Regions from separate parts of the Homo sapiens genome. Here region 1 is linked to region 2. The links are chromatin contacts, found by Hi-C in ENCODE. All regions are on one chromosome and are shown on one strand. The core of a region is the stretch at or near the end of the contact, and the rest is flanking DNA. Distances in the headings are between cores, read along the strand shown. Region 1 overlaps CAMK1D (calcium/calmodulin dependent protein kinase ID). Region 2 overlaps CAMK1D (calcium/calmodulin dependent protein kinase ID).

Evidence for each region. A loop is a pair of places that touch in the nucleus more often than their neighbours do. Pooled maps may share reads with other maps.
Region 1: a loop to region 2 is called in a pooled map, with 3 times the contacts of the local background. The contact joins two enhancer-like sites. A Hi-C loop is called at or near these places in 2 of 168 maps with a recorded cell type or tissue (PC-3 and sigmoid colon) and 9 of 50 pooled maps.

The regions. Positions count from the first base shown.
Region 1 is chr10:12,709,100-12,715,288 of GRCh38, forward strand. All of the region lies in intron 3 of CAMK1D (calcium/calmodulin dependent protein kinase ID), which reads left to right. Among named protein-coding and RNA genes, the nearest start is that of MIR548Q, 13 kb to the right of the region's middle. Within about 2 kb of position 2,157, at least 9 of the 41 ENCODE cell types and tissues checked have a DNase peak (open chromatin) inside an H3K27ac peak, as active enhancers do.
Region 2 is chr10:12,593,043-12,599,951 of GRCh38, forward strand. The region is part of intron 2 of CAMK1D (calcium/calmodulin dependent protein kinase ID); the gene reads left to right. Among named protein-coding and RNA genes, the nearest start is that of MIR4480, 18 kb to the left of the region's middle. Within about 2 kb of position 1,474, at least 4 of the 41 ENCODE cell types and tissues checked have a DNase peak (open chromatin) inside an H3K27ac peak, as active enhancers do.

The DNA.
Region 1 (6,189 bases), core at 907-3,406, 120 kb after region 2:
CAGACCTTCCTCCTGGGTGAGTCACCTATGTGGGGGGCGGGTGAGAACCTCTTTGTGGAGGCTCTGGGAAAGCCGACTTGGAGCTTGGAGCCTCCACAGTTATATAAATGGAAAATTAGAAAAAAACAAAAAGGCCTTGTGGGCTTGTAAAGATGGAATACATTGTAGCTGAGAAAATTCTTGGCTGAGAAAATGTGAGGAGTGCTAAGGCCGTGGTTGGAGGATTTTTTTTTTTTTCTTGGTAAAGGGAGACAGTGGCTGCAGAAGGCACCAGCTGTCCCCACCTCTTTGCCATTGTTGAAACAAACTCGCAAATGGAAAGGACTTTGCAATGCAGAGTCTAAGGAGGGAAAATGAAAATATGACAGATACAAAGAACTGAATGCATTCTGAAATCTTAGGGGAATAAAAATATCTAGTATTGAGACAGCCCAAAGCTAAGAGTCTGCAAACTCAGAAACAGCAAGAAGCTTTTTCACAAGAAAAGGAAACTTAGTGCTCTAGGTACATAGAGGTGGAGAGGAGGGCCTGTGTGTTTTAATCTGTCACCCGATATCTTGTATAGCTGTAGGATTATGGAGTGATTCAGTTTCCTCTCTGTAGCAACATCCATGAAAATATCTATTTACTTACTGCCTCGGGAAAACATTCAAATTTATGATTTAATCAGCTTCAAAGTATTTCTGCTGAGTTTTGTTACTTTGTTTAACTTTTTTATTATGTGGTAGCTGGTGGATTGTAGGCATATTTAGCAGTTGGGAAATGTCTAAGGAAAGATTACCTTTGATAAAAAGCCAGTAGGAAGGGAATTGAAGGACGCAGAGTCGATGCCTGCAGTTTCTTGTTTTTGTTTCCCCAGCTCTGGAGTCAGACTGCATAGGTTTGCATCCTGACTCTTCAAGTTACCGTGTGACTTTGAGCAAACTTCTTAACTTTTCTGTGCCTCAGTTTCCTCTAAAATGTGATCATAGTTGTATTTACCTCAGAGATTGTCATGAGGATTAAATGAAATACTATATAAATGCTTAGAGCAGTATATCATCTTTCAGAAGAAAATTAAGTGTTACCGTTTGTAACTATCAGCTTCACAGACACTTAACTTCTTCTTTAATTTTCCCACTTAGAACCTAAAGTATATTTCTGTAAATGGGCACAACAGCTGGATCCCGACGTAATGACATTGATTTACGTTGTAAGTAACACACTACTGCCACCAGAGTATTTCTGGACAGTGTCTTGATAACTTTCGGTAATTTGGCTGTACCCTGTCATTCATTCCGTACATGTTTATTGAGCATCTATTATATGCTAGAAATGACATGAGCTATGGAAAATATGAACATGAAAAATAAAGAGCCCACAGATTAGTGACAAAGACAGAGAAGAAACAAATGCCTTCGATACAGTCTTTTGTACGTCAAAGTTTTTAGCCCTCTTGACAGTGGCTTGAGAGACCAGGTGTACAGACTTCTTTCGGGCTCAGGTCCTGCAAGTTGTGGGATGGGGGCCAGGATAATTTGCCACCAGCAAGCTTGGATTCAGCCACCTGCTGCTGCCCAGAATGCGATCCAACCTTTCCCAGTGAAAATGCAACCTTAGGAGTCAGGACCCAGGCAAGAGGGGGAGTGTGTAAAGACCTACACTGTATTCCACTAAGAACAAATAACTAATCACACAGCAGAACCTCTGGTATATAAACAAAGACATCCAGGCTGAACACAACCCCACCGGCGATATGTACCTCCGAGTGTACACCAGGGTATATAAAAAGTTATCCAAATGTCTGTTGCCTTTGACATTTGATCAATCACTATTGGAGTTTTCATCAACTTGTTCAGACTATATACCATGGATCTTTGCTGGGTGGATTAAGGTTTTGAATGTATTGCTTGTGTATTTCATCATGCAGTCAAAATCCACCTCCCACATAAGCCTGTTGTTGGATAGAGCTCCCAGTCATGAAAGTCTGTCCTCTTTTTCTCCCCTTCTATTTCTTGGTATTAATTTCAGCTTAATCAAGTCTTCTGGCCCTGTGATTCCAGGAACAGTTGGGTTCTGGCTAAAAGCAAAAGAGAAAACCGCCTGTTTCAGTCGCATAAGGTGATGTGGCAAGAACTTGTTTCTGAGGAATCCAAGATCTAGCCATTTTCAGCAGTGGTCATAGGGGACTGGAACGGGGGCGCCACCTGCAGGCTAAGGGGGAAAACACAGAGCGAGAAACTGAACCTTGCTTTAGGGGACAGGCATTTAAAGGCAAAGGAAATTCAGTCCCTCTGTGATAGACAGTAATGAACTCAGCAGGCTGTCTTGTAGATAAATATGCATGAGAATGCATCGTTGGAAGAGCTCTCACGTATTCCCTTCATTCCTGCCTTTTGGAGTTTCAGAATGTTTTACATTTTATGTTCATTTATATTTTTCTTTGTCAGAGTATGGAGATCCTAAAATCATCTGCCAGGGTATTTGCTGCTTCTTGGTACTGCTTGCTGCTCTTTTCAGAGAGAGCAGTGCCAGGTAAAATATTCTGCATTCTCATAAGAAGAGGTGAATGTCATTGCGTTCCCTGTTAATATGAGGCAGGGAAGGACGCTCTGGCCCGGAGCCGGAGTCCTCACACCACTTTGGTCTCTGTCCTTTCTAGCAGATCTAAATATCTACTCTGTCTACACCCTGTTTTTACAGAAACACCAGTGCTAGTCTAGAATGAAGGCAACATTGACAGCAGTGATGATCAAACGTTCGTTTTTCAATATGCCATGAAAAATAACTTGGTCCAAAATAAAATTCTGTCCTTATATTTCTATTTAGATGTATACCTCCCATAAAGGTAAAATGTTTTTCTCAGACGTAATTTCAGATTTTCTGTGTGCCCTACCAACAGATCAGGTTTCTCCTAAGTTTTTCAGTGGAAAATGTGATCGGCAAATGTATCAGCTGTTCCTCTGTTAGCTTTGTTGATTGATGCTTTTGAGGGGCAGAGTAGGTTTATTTGCTGATTTGTGCATTTTATCAGGTACAAAGGACATAGCAGATGTGGAAGATGCTTTTAAGAACTTCACCAAGAAGCTTGAGGGCCACCCTAAGGGAAGCTCCGCTCTCCTTCAACTGAAGCTCTCCAGGGACAATAGGAGCTGATGTTTTTGGAAGCGTCACACTGCTGGGGTCAGTGTTGCAGGTTCAGGAATGTCAGGATGCAGCCCTGTGTCTAGAGTACTCACAGCTAGGACAGGCGCACACATAACTATAATACCAAGCCAGCCTGCAGCAGCGCCATGGAGGGGCACACAGGGTGAAGAAGGGTGTCTTAGCTGGAATTGCTACAACAGAACGCTGTAGACTGGGCAGCTTCAATGTGGATGTGTATTTCTCACAGTTCTGGAGGGTGGAAGTTCCAGAGCAAGGTGGTGGCTGATTCACTTCCTGGTGAGGGCTCTCTTCCTGGTTTGCAGACGGCCTCCTTCTCACTGTGTTCTCACATGGTGGACAAAAAGAGGGCTCTGGCGTCTCTTCTTATAGGGACACTAATCGCATCCTGGGGGCCCCATTTGTTTGACATCATCTAACCTGATCGTCTCCCAAAGGCTCCATCTCCTAATACCATCATACTGGGGGTTAGGGTTTCGTGTGTATTTAGGGGTAGGGGAGACTAACATTCAGTCCATAACGGAGGGGAAGATTCAGCTGTAGGATTATCAGGCTCAGAGAATTAGACTCTATTATCTCCCCCGCCTACACACACACCCCTGTACTGATGAGAAAAGTAAAGCAGCGAAGGGGAGGGTACTGAGCTTAGCAGCAGCCAGCTTCATTGTCAGTTCCATACCTGGGAGAGCCTCAGAGCCCACCCTCTGTGAAAGGAGGGAGGCATGAGCATGTAAAAAATATATACTTCTCCATGGAAAAGATGGTTTTGACATTCCCGGAGGCATGGTACCTATTTCAGATCTCCTTAGAGTTTCTGTTAAGTGGGTGCCTCCCTTTTTTTTTTGGGATGGAGTTTTGCTCTTGTTGCCCAAGCTGGAGTGCAATGGCGCCACCTTGGCTCACTGCAACCTCTGCCTTCCAGGTTCAAGCGATTCTCCTGCCTCAGCCTCCTGAGTAGCTGGGATTACAAGCGCACGCCACCAGGCCCGGCTAATTTTTTGTATTTTTAGTAGTAACAGGGTTTCACCAAGTGAGTGCTGCTTTTAAGAAGTCAAATGATAGGCAACTTGTGGACGATGCCTTTAGTTTATCTAAGTCCTGTTTCAGCTTTGAGGTTTCCATGAGTTGCGTTTTACCCTGAGGTTGGTGAAGTGCAGCATTGGGTTAACTTTGCTCCCACGAATTCCAGGGGTGCCCATTGCTAACTGGCTTCTCACAGCAATGACATTTGAGGCCGGAATGGTCTCTCTGTCGGCACGGTACACAGTTGTTCACTGGTGGCTTATTGGTCAGATCAAAAACCAAAAAGAAACAGGGAGGGAATGCGGACTAGGATCCATGTTTGTAGAAATCTGAGCAGGGAGAAAGGAAGAAAGGAGGATTGGGGGACCCCTACATGTCCTCCCTTCAGTTGCAGATGTTTGTTAGGATGTGGTCAGATGTGGGGAAGGGCAGGTGGCCATGGAAGCAGGGCCCCCAACAAGTGGCATTCACCTGGATGGATGCCCCACAGCCCAGCATCTAGACTTCAGCTGGTTTGTCAACACACCAAGTGTGGATGCTTTTGTTGGAACAGAATCCCTCAACAGAGACAGAATGCCAGTATTATTGATTCATAATAAAATGTATAATTATCCAGTGGGCTCATGTTGGCTAAGTAGCATCGTCTTTCCCCTTTAGGGCAAAAATACTTAGAAAGGCAAACTGTAATCAGAAGATCGCTTGGATGGATGGGATCAGAGCAGGAGGAGGGAACGGGGTTATGTTGACAGCTGGTACCATCAGGCTGTGATAGCTGGTCTGGAACCCTCACCTCCACTGTAAGGACATCCCTGCCACAGCCCATGGTCACGGCATGTAGCCAGGACTCTGCTTTCCCAGTGGTCCTGTGGAGGGGCTGCTGACTTGGAAGGTGGTGGGCTTCTCTAAGTCTCTTATCCATGGTCACCCTGCTGACCGACCCCACCGTCACCCCCCACCCCCGTAGGCATAGACATATTATATCTTTAGAATATGAATCCAGACAACCGTCTACCTTCATACATGGCATAGTCCCCAAAACATGCACCCCTGTGCAAAATGGAACAGTACACTTACATGCTCCCAGCCCAGAGAGGTTTAAAAGTATATTTATATTTTTAATTATAATTTTAAAATAAAAAGTATATTTATATATTTATAAATAGGTGCATTAAGGCCAGGTGCGGTGGCTCACGCCTGTAATCCCAGCACTTTGGGGGGCCAAGGCAGGCGGATCACGAGGTCAGGAGTTAGAGACCAGCCTGGCCAACATGATGAAACCCTGTCTCACTAAAAATACAAAAAATTAGCTGGGCTTGGTGGCAGGTGCCTGTAATCTCATCTACTCAGGAGGCTGAGGCAGGAGAATTGCTTTAATCCAGGAGGTGGTGGTTCCAGTGAGCCGAGATCACGCCACTGCACTCCAGCCTGGGCAACAGAGCAAGACTCCAACTCAAAAAATAAATAAGTAAATAAATAAAAATAGGTACATTAAATTACACACACACACACACACACACACACACACACACACACACACACAATGTCTGATTATCCCTGGTCTTTTAGTTACCTTTTTTTATTGATACATAATGCTTCTACCTATTTATGGGGTATATGTGATGTTTACTCGCATAGAATGTGTAATGATCAAGTATCATTACTTCGAATATTTGTCTTTTCTGTGTTGGGAACACCTCAAGTCCTCTCTTCTAGCTATTTTGGAATATACAGTGCAGTATTGTTAACCAAAGTCCCCCTACTCTGCTATGGAACATTAGAACTATTCCTTCTATCGAACTGTATGTCTGTATCCACTCACCAATCCCCTCAGACGCCCCCTACACCCTTCCAGCCTCTGGTATCTATCATTCTACTCTCTACCTCCTTGAGATCCACTTTCTCAGCTACCACGTATGAGTCGTCACAGTTCTTGATGATATATTTCCCCATGCCTATAGCTTTTTGCTTTTCATTCTTTTATAACTAAATCTGAACATTGGCCTACCTAGATTCCAGTGAGCA
Region 2 (6,909 bases), core at 224-2,723:
ATAAGGGGTCCAGTAGTAAATGTTTTAGACTTTGCAGGCCATATAGGCAACTACTCAAGTCTGATGTAGTCTAAAAGCAGCCATAGATGATATGTAAATGAATGTGTGGGCTGAGTTCCAGTAAAACTTTATTTACAAAAACAGGTGGTGGGCCAGTTGTAGTTTAACGAACCCGTTTTAGGGCACTCTTTACTTTTTCTGCACAGTATGATTACATGATGATCAATCTCCCTCTGGACTGAAGCTTCTTAAAGGTAAGACCCAAGGCTGTCTGCGCTGACTCATGCCTGTAATCCCAGCACTTCGGGAGGCCAAGGCGGGTGGATCACTTGAGGTCAGGAGTTCAACACCAGCCTGGTCAACATGGTGAAACCCTGTCTTTACCGAAAATACAAAAATTAGCCAGGCATGGTGGTGGGCACCTGTAATCCCAGCTACTCTGGAGGCTGAGGCAGGAGAATCACTTGAACCCGGGAGGCGGAGGTTGCGATGAGCCAAGATTGTGCCATTGCACTCCAGCCTGGGCAACAAGAGCGAAACTCCGTCTCAAAAAACAAACAAACAAACAAAAATCAGAATTCACCACTATAAACTTCATCCCTTTAACCAAAAACCACTTGTACCCCAAAAGCTATTGGAATTTTTTTTTAATTAATAAATTGTGAATAAACAAAATACCATCCCCCGTGGCCTGTGGCCTTTATCCTTCCTCCCCTCTCTCCTAAATCTAGCTCCTTCTGGACTTACCTGTCCTCCCAAGCTTGGGCCACTCAACTTGTAATGTCTGCCCTTGGTCAGGCAGTTTTTGTGCTGGATTGGAAGTTGCGTTGCCTTCTTCTCTCATTAAAACATGGCCAGGCGCGGTGGCTCACGCCTGTAATCTCAGCACTTTGGGAGGCCGAGGTGGGTGGATCACTTGAGGTCAGGAGTTCGAGACCAGCCTGACCAACGTGGTGAAACCCCATCTCTACTAAATACAAAAAATTAGCCTGGCGTGGTGGCACATGCCTGTAATCCCAGCTACTTGGGAGGCTGAGGCAGGAGAATCACTTGAGCCTTGGAGGCTGAGGTTGCAGTGAGCCGAGATCGTGCCATTGCACTCTAATAACACAATCATGGGAGTGAAGTTCTGTCATTATAAGAGGTGAGCTCAGCTTAAGAGCATGATAACATCCACATTACAGGGAGGAACAGTGGACATGTCAAATTCTCATTGCTGTGATTTGGGGCAAGAAAAAATAACAGGCACCACCTAGCAACCCTACCCCAAGCATCTCAAGATGTGGTAATTTCTTTTATACAAAACAAGTTTGTTTTGTTCAACCACGTTTAAGCCTATAGGTGTGATCCTTGTTTTTATAGGCAGCTAATTTCAAAGTGACATTTTGGGATGGGTTAATTTCACTTGTATTTTTCTTGCTTTTTGAATGCCTTACAGTTGAGGCTGTCAGCACTCGGCCTCCACCACAGCCAAGAGTCAGACAGAATGTGGAACCACCCACCAAGTGGGCCAATGACAATGGGCTCTACGTTTCTGTCCCTTCTCATTTCCTGCTGTAAACTTTCAGGGAGTCAGTGAACTCAAGCGTTTCTGTCAGATATAGAAACATTTCCCATGGTTGGAAAGTTAAAGGCTAGTTTAGGTTACAGGCAGTTTGTCTGCTGGAAAATACATAGTTTTCAGACACTTCCTTTTCTGGTAATAAACAAAAACAAAATCAGGAAACTGTTTCCAGGAGGTTGAACGTGTGGTTCTCATCTGCTCGGCCTCATGCGGTGTTCAAGTCCCAGGAAGTGGTTGACGTAGGTGGGGCAGCCATATTGCAGCCAGGCCCAGGCTGCAGGAAGGAATTGACTATATAGGTCAGGATCCACTTGCGGAAAGCAGAAATGATTCCAGCTGGTTTAAGCACAGGGTGATGAGAATTTCAAGTGCTGACACTGACAATGAAAGGCGGGGAAGGAGACTCACTCCATGCTGAGGTTCCAGGCATGATCTTCAAGGTGATCTGGGGGAGACCAGGTGTGGTGCCTCATGCCTGTAATCCCAACACTATGGGAGGCTGAAGAGGGCAGATCATCTGAGGTCAGGAGTTCAATACCATCCTGGCCAACATGGTGAAACTCCGTCTCTACTAAAAATACAAAAATTAGCCAGGCATGGTGGCATGTGCCTTCAATCCCAGCTACTCTGGAGGCTGAGGCAGGAGAATCGCTTGCACCTGGGAGGTGGAGGTTGCAATGAGCCGAGATCACACCATTGCACTCTGGCCTGGGCAACAAGAGTGAAACTCCATCTGAAAAAAAAAAAAAAAAAAAAAAGGATGGTTTTAGGAGAGATTCTTCTTTTGCTAAAGCTAGGAACTTGAGGAATTATCAGAATGTGGGCAGTCACTAAAATGCTGCTGGCTTGTGGAATACACCTTCCCCCGATTCTAGGCTCATGAACTTGGGCCTGGTCCCTGGGACCTTTGCATCTGAGGTGGGGTGATTGATCCAGGCCCATCTTGAATGTCTTGATTGTATCTTTGCATTTGCGTTTTGTAAGTCAAGTCCAACGTGCGTGCTCTGGGCCATGCGTCTTCTGTCCATAGCCCGTTCTGTCCCCTACCCCTTGACCATGTTTCCAGGGTGAGTGTTCAGCTGCCCACTTTCTGGTCCCACCCAGAGACCACTGCCACCTGAGGAAGCGTGACATTAGATAGCAAATTTTAAAAATACCATGACAGGTCAATAAAGAGACCACAGAAGAAAGGGGAAAGTATTTCCTCCTGATTTTTGAACAAGGTGCCTGGCATTTTTGTATTGCACTGGGCTGTGAAAGCTGTGTAGCCAACTCTGAATGCATCTCATCGCTTCCTACTATGAGTAGCAGCTTCTGCCTTCCCTCCTTTCCAGGGCTAAGTCTCTGCTTGGGGGAGAGTCAGGCCACACATGGAACCCAGCTGCAGGGGAGTCTGGGAAAGGAGTTGTTAGGGTTTTGTCTTCTGGCAAGCAGTAAGACACCCTAAAAGGGGTGGAGATGAGAGAGCTCTTCAGTCCTAAAAAGGGACATAGCCCAGGAAGACCCAAGAAGGGAAAGCAGGAAGTGAGGAGAGTGTGGGCATTTGGAGGAGGGGTTGAGTTTATCCCCCTTTAAAAGAGAAACTGTCGACAAAATAAATGTAGTAGAATTTCTTTGAGCATTAAAGGATTCATGAGTTGGGCAGCCCTCACAAACAGAAGAGGTTCAGAGATCTAGGCTTTGGCAGCATGAGCAGTGGGCTTCTATAGGCTGAACTTGGAAGCAAAGTAAAGCATTTATTTGATTGGCTCCAGCTAGCGGTTTGCCTTATTTGGGTGTGATCTGGTGGGAGGTCCCCAGTTAGAGGTTAGTTGGCAGTTTCTGATTGGTTAGGCTTACATTTCACTTTACAGTTTACATTGGGCTTCATTTGGCTTACCTAGGAACCCAAGGTGCTGGAGCCATCTCAGCCTAGTGGCCTCCCAGTTAAATATTTTTAACACTCCAAATCTCTTAGTTTGAGCTACTCCTAGGTACCGATTTCTAGGTAGAGTCCATCTGAAACCTGTAGATGAGAGGTATTGAAACTTAGGGAGCAGTAGAGGAGCTTGTCTGAAATCATGGTTTCTGGGTCCCTACCCTCAAAGATTTGGATGCCGAAATCCCATGGTGGGGTCTAGAATTTAAACTGGTAGGTTCCTCTGGAGACACTGTGTTCACTCTGCTTCTGATCACTAGTGTCTACTCCTCCTGGCCTCCAGTCCCCCTTTCCCACCCACATTTTTTTTTTAGACCTGGTAATTTTTTTTCTCTTTTCTGCATTTTTCTTGTGGTTTTTTTAGGTGTCTTTATTAACATTCCCACTGGTTTAGAGATTGAAAGCAAAGTTCCTGTCTTTGCTTTGAACACTCTAGTGAAACAGGATACTCAAGGTAAATGCTAAGATGAGGCTATTATCTCTGGAGCTCAGGGTCTAATTCATCCAACGTTTATTGAGCCCCTTCAAAGCACCCATCAGTGGGGATGGAAAATAAAAAATACACAGCTCCTGCCGTGCAGGAGCTTGTAACCTTGTGGGGAAGCTTAGCACTTCTTGCCTCCCTAGGTTTAAGCAGTTGGAGGTGCAGTATCTATTTGGAAAGAAGAAAAATGCTTTTGAAAACTGCACGTGGTCTGTATGGTGGCTGCTCCTTGTCCTGAATGCAAGGTTGCCCTCCATGATTGGGGAAGCATCCATCACCCCCTTGGGAACTGAACTCAGCTATAATGTTTGTGCTTAGGAAACTTGACATTGAACTTCCAGTAACTGAGGCCAGGACCTTCTTGAAGCACTGCCTTGTGGTTCAGTTCTGCCTGCCCACGGTCATTGGCCTTCTGGGCTGACCGTTTCCTCGCTGACTCCCACAGACACGCTGACCATCTGGAGGCTAAAGGATCTTTCTTCCTAGCAGGTCCCTCATGGTAGGGGCTCTGGGGCCCCTACCAGGCAAAGGAATGGTTGGGATTAGACCCTATGCAGAGGCACGTGACTTTTCATAGAGGGGCACTTCCATGGCCCAGTTGTTCCCTCATTGAGGGCGTTGTGGGGAGCCGGTTCCTTCCTGTGGATTGTAGCCTTCCTGACTTTAAATCCTTGCTTTATTCAGATCCTTGGCCAGTTCTTCTGTACTGGTCTCCTGGGCCACCCATAGGGCTGTCTTCACTTCCTACCATCAGCTGTTCCCTCTATCCAAAGATGAAGGAGCCCTGTATTTGCTGATGTGAGCTGCTTCCTTTATTTATGCTCTCACTGGATCTCTGGGAGATGTACTCTACCATCAGAACACTCAGAGACAGTTACCTGGACATAAAGTGTTGGTGTTGGCATCGTTATCAAACAATAACAGAAAACACGTCAGCACCAACTGCATCTGTCCCTGTGCTTGATAAGGAAAAAACAACATGCACAGTCCTGTCTTTGAAGAGCTGACATTAAGATGGACGATGCCGTGAAACACACGCATTTGTAAGTTGCAGACATCCTCCTATGCAAGCACTCTAGTCACATTTGTTTGGTAAAAGATAATCACTTTTAGCTTCAGAAAGAACTCATTCATGCCTTGATTTTCAGTGTTGCCACGGGAAAGCAATAGCAGAACCTGGGTCCCTGCTGTGAAAATGAAAATACTTAAGGATGTTCAATTGCTTTTCTGTTATTCATGTGCATCCGTGGTAGGACATCATGGCAGAGCAGCTGCTCAGAGCGTGCGATTAGGTGTGGGTTCCCACTTCAGCCTGGGATTGTTTCATTTCCTGCAGCTGTTCTCCAGCATGGTAAAATTCGAACGATGTCGATAATTTTCCCATAAGGGGCTCTCAAGATACATCAGGTTGTGCTCTCTAGAGTAGTTTAAACTACTATTTCTTGAGTACTTACTATGTACTGGGCAGCATTTTCCATATCTCAGGAAGCAGTCTCATTTTCAAAGGAAAATGAAATCTGTTTCGGGTCACACCACTTCCTGCAGATTCAGGACACCCCACTGAGAGATTTAAAAACCGTGGATGCTCTTTTCAGTCTGACAAGATGCTTGTCATAGAGCATCACTGTCTGGGCTACAGGGATGCAGAAAGGACCGAAGGTCTGAAGGGAGGAAAAGGGCTCTGTACTGGTGGGTTTCTGGAAAAGCCTTTACTTTGAGGTGGTCCATTGAGCTTGTGTAGCCTGGAGGGGTAGAAGCAAAATTAAACGAATACGGGTCAACCTTTTAACGCGTATCTTGCAAATAACATGCTACTGGCTCTATGTGCAATGCCTGGATATAACAAATCTATTTTTACGAGGCCTACAAAGACCAAAATATCTCGATGTGTGTGATGTGATGTAATCTCTGCATTTGGGGTGGGAGGTGAGTAGGGAAACAACTACTTTGGAATTAGCACGAATGTACACAATTTCTGAGTAATGATGCACGAGAATGCTCAGGTATTCATAGAATTCAGAGAGGGGGTGTGACCTGCCCATGATTTAGGAAAGGCCTTAGGTGTTTCTGGGAATTGTATGTTCATATGTTCCTACAGCCAATAACTCGCATATAATGATCATCATTATTTGTTGAACAGTTAGGCTAACTGAGTATCTTTTTGGGGGTTACTTGGAGCAGTCGCTGTGTTTTCTTGAGTTGTAAAAAATTATGGTGAAGGTTTTGGCTTAAAGAATTGGAGGTGGAAGTGATTCCCTGCTGCATCTTATTTTGAGAGTGGAAGGGAGAAATTCTGTCCATTCAGTGAGGCGGGATGCAGCTGCGTTGTAGGTTCTGGTGGAATAAGGTGTCTCCTGGAGCTGGAGGGGTGGTGTGGGGTGGACCAAGGAAGCATGTGGCTCACTGGATCCTAGGAGGTGTTGTGACCTCATCGTGCCCACCTGGCATCAGAGAGTAGGCAGTGCACTGCCTCAAAGGAGAAACCCTCTGGGATGAGACAGACATAAAGTAAGAAGAAAAGAGCCAGTCTTTGGCTCAGCAATGCATTTGTGTTGGTTTCTTTTTGTCCCCTTTTAGACAAACCTATTCGTGGTAGAAAGAGAGCAACGTGAACACGATCAGGAGAGGGAGAGGAGCAGTCCTACCACTTTGGCCTTTGTGTCCTCCATGAAGAGATGCTGGTGTTTTCTGAGCATTTGTGAGCTCTTGGCATTTGGGTCATAGTGCATCGGTATTCACAACTTTTCCACACGGGCCCCAGAGGAGGGCTTGCAGCCTCCCCATTGCCAGCTTCTGGGGATGAGAAGAATTGCAGAATTGTATAAATCCCTTATCATCAGCTAGAGGATTGTTAAATGCACACATTAAGGCAAACAAACAAACAAATAAAAAACCAACCAACCTTTTGTCAACAATTGGCTTTATTTTTTAAGAAAATACAGT